Regions from separate parts of the Homo sapiens genome. Here all the other regions are linked to region 3. A link is a loop called in an ENCODE intact Hi-C map of the cell type or tissue named here. Cell type or tissue: GM12878. All regions are shown on one strand.

The links. Hi-C counts contacts between places; a loop is a spot of excess contacts. Peaks named below come from ENCODE experiments on the same cell type or tissue, not always from the same donor. Only the 100,000 strongest peaks of a DNase experiment are listed, where the experiment ranks them.
Region 1: it touches region 3 in a loop (3-fold over the local background); 5 of 110 quality-filtered maps call a loop at or near these places.
Region 2: it touches region 3 in a loop (6-fold over the local background); 47 of 110 quality-filtered maps call a loop at or near these places.

What each region holds. Positions count from the first base shown.
Region 1 is chr6:137,270,539-137,273,038 of GRCh38, reverse strand. No RefSeq gene overlaps it. Among named protein-coding and RNA genes, the nearest start is that of IFNGR1, 52 kb to the right of the region's middle. In GM12878, a CTCF peak has its summit at 1,269 (motif pointing left); a DNase peak (open chromatin) is centred at 1,270.
Region 2 is chr6:137,640,623-137,643,122 of GRCh38, reverse strand. No RefSeq gene overlaps it. Among named protein-coding and RNA genes, the nearest start is that of LINC03004, 24 kb to the left of the region's middle. RefSeq lists an enhancer at 1,502-1,551. In GM12878, a CTCF peak has its summit at 1,429 (motif pointing right); a DNase peak (open chromatin) is centred at 1,468.
Region 3 is chr6:137,075,174-137,077,673 of GRCh38, reverse strand. No RefSeq gene overlaps it. Among named protein-coding and RNA genes, the nearest start is that of IL20RA, 31 kb to the right of the region's middle. RefSeq lists an enhancer at 819-1,028. In GM12878, a CTCF peak has its summit at 961 (motif pointing left); a DNase peak (open chromatin) is centred at 923; H3K27ac peaks cover 358 bases.

The sequences.
Region 1 (2,500 bases), 200 kb before region 3:
ACTGTAAATTGATCTTAATTTTAGGAAAGGAAATTGACAATTATCTCAAAAATTTCATAGTTCTTAAGTAATTCTGCTTCTAAAGAAATACCATAATTAGACATAGGTTGACAAAGAAAAAATGAAAAATATAGACTTCGATTTGTTGAAGCAGATAGAAACTAATCTTACTGAGTATAGATTACTATTCTGACTTTAATGAAAGTAAATAATTCGACATTGAAAACTTTCTTATCAGCAGTTTACATTTGAGATTACAACATAAACTCAAATAGTTCAGGTAATTAATGTAAGATGAATCTTTTATTTGAATTATCAACAGTTATCTCAATTTATTTGCCTCACCTTCTATTGCAACCCTGATCATTGCTGATTTAGGGAACTGAGAAATGACTCGCATTATTCCTTTTACTGTTGGGCATTTCCTAGGTTTCACAATCCCTGGATAGGAAAAATTATAGGCTGAGAGAGAGAAAAAGAGAGAGAGAGAGAAAAAAAATGCCCTTGAAATCCAAACATGTTAAGCATATTATTTATAATGGAACATAAGCAAAAGGTAGAATTTTTAAAAACTGACAACCTTGCAACACCAGCAATTTCCTCTCCCTGATACATTTAAAGTTTTAATGAAAAAATAAACCACTTTTTCCAATGTTACGATGTAAACATAACATCATTCTGTATTAAAATTTATTTCATCTCTTTTTTTCAAGGAGGAGAAATAATGTCATTTTTCTTTGCAGAATAATTCTGAATTTTTCATGAGGGACTTAAAAATCTGTCAAGAAGATTATTAAATTAATAATGTAATAAATAATTTCACACTAAAGAAACAATTTAGCTCTAAACATCATACCATTTTGACAACGATCACCATTATCTGGGATTATATTGAACAAATTTCGTTCTTTTCTCCTAAATATGCCAAATCTTACAATGTTATACAATGACTAAAAAATTTTTTTCAATTCTGTATTCCACTACTCTTATAGGGAATAGTCTATACATGTTGATTTGAAAACTGAATTTTTCAACTTAAGCACTGGAAAAATGATACCTGTGAAAATATTAATTCTATTGGAGTTGTTTATATTCTTTTAGGTAGAACAGGATTACGTATTATCTTTTTTAAGAGAGTACTGTACTTTTAACAAAAATAAATAACAGATCAATAAAATTTTCTAATTTTCTCCTGGTTTTAAACCTAGGATATAGAGGCTTAAATGCCCAAAATAGGTTGCTATGTTGCATTGACATCTAGTGGATTATGGCAGCTATTACAAGGGTGAAGACAGCTCGCTTAGAACAATGCTAAAGCTGAAAGACGACTTAAAAGGTCACCTCTTGTCCAATCCAACATTTGGAAACTGAGGCAAAGAGAAAGTAAATTTGTCTGAAATAATTCAAGCATTATAAAGACATGTAAAGTAAATATAGTATTGCTTATGGTAAATAGAAACTCAATTTTAGGAGCAGAAAACAAATAGAAATACAGACTACAACACAAATTCAAATAGTTCAGGTAATTAATGCAAGATGAATCTTTTGTTTGAATTACCAACAGTTACTTCAATTTAATTGCTTCACCTTCTATTGCAACCCTCATCATTGCTGATTTAGGGAACTGAAAAATGACTAGCATTATTCATTTTGGGCATAGAAGATACAGTATTTTCCTCTTTTCTTACATGAAAGTTAGCATTATAGCATGCACAAAACTTATCTTGCTTTTTCCATTTAAGAATATGCATAAGTACACACATACATGTTTATATTTTCAAAATGAGATACTGGAAATTTAAATTAAATGTATTTGAAAGTGATTACGTGCACGGGGAGAGAGAGAATGGGGGAAGGGTTAGTGATGGAAGCAAGACTTTTCTGAATGGTGTGTTACATACGACTTCAGAATCATATAAACCTTTTACATTTGGAATCTTACAAATGTTCTATATTTTCTTTTTTAACTTTTATTTTTAAGCTCAGGGGTACATGTGCAGGTTTGTTATATAGGTAAACTTGTGTTATGGGGTTTTGTTGGACAGATTATTTCATCATCCAGGTATTAAGCCTAGTACCCATTAGTTTCCTGATTCTCTCCCTCCTCCCACCTTCCCCCCTCTGATAGGCCCCAGTGTGTGTTGTTCCCTTCTATGTGCCTGTTTTACACTTTCAAAAAATAAAATTAATCTAAAAAGAAAACAATCAATTCCCAACATAAAAATAAACTGAAATTAACACATTAATGGAATATCATGAAGGTGGTAACATGACCTTACAGAAGAAAGAATTATATCTGGTTACCTTTATGTTAGCTATAAAGTCTTAGTAGGATTAATGACAAAAAGAACTGTAACATTGTTTTAACTTCACTGAGTAATTTTCATTTGGATTTTATATTTTTTAACTAGTTTATACACATTATAGGACAAAGCAAATAGGTAACTATATTAATGTTGGTAGGAATCAAGATTTTCCGTGTAAGAGAAAAGGAAGACAA
Region 2 (2,500 bases), 570 kb before region 3:
TTTGGCGTTTTCATCATGAAATCTTTGCCCCTGCCTATGTCCTGAATGGTATTGCCTAGATTTTCTTCTAGAATTTTATAGTTTTGGGTTTTGCATTTAAGTCTTTCATCCATCTTGAGTTAATTTTTGTATAATTTTGTTATTTTTGTATTAATGGAGGTTTTATTATTTTTATTTTGAAGATATAAGACCTATTTAAAGACTATATACTGTCATTAGATAGATTATTCCTATGCTTTAAAAACATAGAATTACAGGGCTTTCTGGATTTTTAATCCAATATTCTGCCCTTTGCTAATAATATACAAAAAAATTCCTCAGGAAAGTGTCATTTTCTATATTATTCTAAGAAGTTTTTGGGAAGGAAACAAAGAATATTTTCTAGATTCATATATCTTTAAAATTTTTTAATGTTTAAAAGTGAAGTCTTTTTAATACAATTGCACTTCACCTGGCATTATAACACCTAGTATCTTTTGTTAAGTTGTCTTTTTGTAAAATCTAGAAATAATCATCATAGTTCATATGAGTATGGCATCTTAGAGTTTTCCAAATGCCTTCACATAAAATATTTCATTTGATCTTTCTATCATTTCTAGTGAGGAAGATAGGGTAGGTATTTCTACAGCCACATCTGGATGAAGGAACTAAGGCTGAGGGTTGAAATGACTTGTCCTAGATCCTGATCACCTAATTAGTGAGTGGCAGAGCCTGGACATGACTGCACATCACTTGCTAACAAAACAAACCACCACCACCAAAAGCCTTAAGTAGAACTAGAAAGTAAGCAAAAACAAAAACATCTTACTAAAATATCAAATATCATGACCACCTTCTTTTTTTTTTTTTTTTTTTTTTTTGAGACGGAGTCTCGCATTGCTGCCCGGCTGGAGTGCAGTGGTGCAATCTCGGCTCACCGCAACCTCCGCCTCCTGGGTTCAAGAGATTCTCCTGCCTCAGCCTCCAGAGTAGCTGCGATTACAGGTGCCCACCACCATGCCCAGATAATTTTTTGTATTTTTAGTAGAGACGGGGTTTCACCATGTTGGCCAGGCTGGTCTCAAACTCCTGACCTCGTGATTCTCCTGCCTTGGCCTCCCAAAGTGCTGAGATTTCAGATGTGAGCCACCTTGCCCGGCCCAGGACCACATTTTATTCAAGATATTATAACAAGCTTTCCACCAAAAAATAAATAAATAAATAAAATGGAAAGACAATGTTAAGAATTTTGAATTTTATAGATATTTTCAAGTGCTTGGAATTACCAAAAGCATAGAGAGTAGAGCCAAATAGTTTTTAAAATTTGAAATGATTAGATTATTAATATTGGAAGGATTTTGTGTCCCATTTATTATCATTCTTTCTCTGCCTGCTGGAATGTGTTTTGTGCTGCAATCCGAGTGAAGTTTTAAGATCTACCCAGAGGCCAGGAGAGGGCAGTGTGAGCTCACAAAATAGAAGCCATACTTAACACACTGCTCGGCCCTGGCACTGCCTGGGTGTCATCTCATATTCCAATGTTCGCAACGATAGCAAAAAAAAAGTCAACACAATAAACTCCAAAGGAAGGAAGGAAGGAAAGAAGGGAGGAAAAATTATAAACCCTCACTATTGAATGAAGATAACATGAAAGAGTAGGAAGAAAATATTTTCAAATACTTGTTGGATATGGACTCTATGCTAAGTGCTACAATGAAAGAGACAAAATCCCTATGGTGAAGGAGAGACATGAAGAAACCAAACTCTGTTTTCAACTGGTCACATTCTTTGTGGCCTCGTTTGTTAATAAAATAAATACTTACTATCAGATGTCATACAAGGACTCATCTGGTCCCCAAATCCTGCAGGGCTTAGATGGCAGTGGCCTGGTGCAAAGGAAAATTTAAGCCCCCAGGTTGAAAGAGAATGGCAAACATGCCAGTGTTCATGCATACCCGATATAGTACATACCTATGAACAATACATTTCCATTGTTCGTTCTGTCAAGGGCTAGAAGAAAATATGCTCATGAATCTAGAGAAAAATTTTATTAAAAATGATCTTATTATTAACTGCAGTATTTTCTATTCCTATAATCCTACCATTCAACTTAGTTCATGTCCCCAGCATCTACTGAGGACCCTCTACGCTGAGCAGGGGAATATGGCAGAGCCTGTGGGAGGCACAGGAGCAGGGGAGGCAGTGGGATGAAATGTCCAAAGGTGGTGACAAAGTTGTATAAGTTATATAATAAAAGGAATACATAAAATGTCCAGCAAAAAAAGACATTGCTTCTGCCTTAGGGTGTTGGAGAATTGAGGAGTGATCGAGATGGACCTTATGGGATTTTGATGGCGGCAGAAGGTGGGATAGAGATTTGACAAGTATGAGGGGAATTTCAGGTAGAGGAAACACAGAGGTGGAGGTGTGGGGTATGTTTGGCGTGATAGTGAGAATCCATCTCCAATGCCCAGAGGACAAGGCATGGGATAGGGAGAGAATGGAGAAGGAGTGGCGTTCC
Region 3 (2,500 bases):
TCCACCTCAGCCTCCTGAGTAGCTGGGATCACAGGCATGTGCCACCACACCCAGCTAATTTTTGTATTTTTTGTAGAGATGAGTTATCACCATGTTGCCCCAAGCTGGTCTGAAACTCCTGGGATCAAGTAACCCTCCCACCTTTTCCTCACAAAGTGGGATTACAGGTATGAGCCACAGGGTCTGGCCTGAATAAATGAATTTTAAAGGAAATACTCCCAATCAGAGTGGAGCAAGTTTCTGAGGATTATTCATGCCTTGAAATCAATAAGTGTGAACAAGGCTCCAAGGGGAGGGAGCAGACCACAATTAAGCAATCCATAGCAACTCACCTATTTATTATATTTATATGGTGGATAAGTAATGGAGACAAACAGGTGTTGCGTGCAGGTTGGGAGATCTTAATGAGACTGGCTGAAGATAAACTTCCCAGGCGAGCTGTAACCTTGTGCTGCAAATAATTTCATTCAAAGTAAGAGCAGCTGGCATGTTTCGACACAAACTGGTCACCGACCCTTGTTTTTCAATTCCTATTTTTTTGTTTTGTTCTTTAATGGAAGAATTTTGGTGTTATTGTTGAATATCATCCAAACCAGCTGTGAAACCCAAATGATTTCCAGTCCTTGCCTGTAGGTCTGGACCTGAAAAAAAGCCTATCAGCTCTTGAGTGACAGGGAAATGTCCTGGCAGCTGTGTTCCTACTCCTGAGCGCCGTTTTAGGGCTGAGACTAAAGCTAAGAGCCGCACTTGAGACCACTCATCTCTTCAAACCTTTCTGTGCTGCTCAGAACCGAAAATCAATTTTATGTAGGAACAGTATGTGATTCCATATTGAGAAGGCCTGTACAGGTGAGTCTGTGCCCTCTGTCATGGCTGTAAACCAGGACATTGCATATTCATGCTTAAGGAGACCTGGCAGGACACCCAGACTGAGGAGCATGAGAGAACAGTGACACCCAGTGGCTAGCTGGCTGCATCTCCAATGTGCTGGGCACAGAGATGGCTGAGGGTGGAGCCCACTATGCTCCAGATCCCAACTTCTGCTTTTTGTCCTTTCAAGCTGGAGAACCCTGTGAAACTCCAGGAAAATTCTAATTGCAGACCAGGTTCTACCAATAATATTTATCCTTCCATATTCTCTGCTACACTTTTTACTTTCAGGATAAGCACCTATCTCTTGCTAGAGTTACTGTGTTTTAAATTGCATCATAAAATTTAATAAATGTTCATGTTCAACAGTTGATAAAATATAAAATTCCAAAATTCCTTTTTTTCTAGTTTTTCAGAATAAAGTTTGTTATTCAGTCAACAAATGTTTACTGTGTACCTACTAGGTGCCAAGCAGTTAATAAAACAGAAGTTCTTTTTTTTAATTATCATACTTTAAGTTCTGGGATACATGTGCAGACAGTGCAGATTTGTTCCATAGGTATACACATGCCGTGGTGGTTTGCTGCACCCATCAACCCCTCATCTACATTAGGTATTTCTCCTAATGTTATCCCTCCTCTAGCCCCCCAACCCCCAGCAGGTCCTGGTGTGTGATATTCCCCTCCCTGTGTCCATGTGTACTTATTGTTCAACTCCCAATTATGAGTGAGAACATGCAGCGTTTGGTTTTCTGTTCCTGTGTTAGTTTGCTAAGAATGATGGTTTCCAGCTTCATCCATGTCCCTGCAAAGGACATGAACTCATCCTTTTTTATGGCTGCGTAGTATTCCATGGTGTATATGTGCCACATTTTCTTTATCCAGTCTATCATTGATGGGCATGTGGGTTGGTTCCAAGTCTTTGCTATTGTGAACAGTACTGCAATAAACATACGTGTGCATGTGTCTTTATACTAGAATGATTTATAATCCTTTGGGTATATACCCAGTAATGGGATTGCTAGGTCAAATGGTATTTCTGGTTCTAGATCCTTGAGGAATCACCACACTGTCTTCCACAATGGTTGAACCAATTTACACTCCCACCAACAGGGTAAAAGCGTTCCTATTTCTCCACATCCTCTCCAGCATCTGTTGTTTCCTGACTTTTTAATAATTGCCATTATAACTGGCATGAGATGGTATCTCATTGTGATTTTGATTTGCATTTCTCTAATGACCAGTGATGATGAGGTTTTTTTCATGTTTGTTCAACATAAATGTTGAAGCCACATAAATGTCTTCTTTTGAGAAGTGCCTGTTCATATCCTTAGCCCACTTTTTGGTGGGGTTGTTTTTTTCTTGTAAATTTAAGTTCCTTGTAGATTCTGGATATTAGCCCTTTGTCAGATGAATAGATTGCAAAAATTTTCTCCCACTCTGTAGGTTGCCTGTCCACTCTGATGATACTTTCTTTTGTGGTGCAGAAGCTCTTTAGTTTAATTAGATCCCATTTGTCAATTTTGGCTTTTGTTGCCATTGCTTTTGGTGTTTTAGTCATGAAGTCTTTGTCCATGCCTATGTCCTGAATGGAATTAGCTCGGTTTTCTTCTAGGGTTTTTATGGCTTTA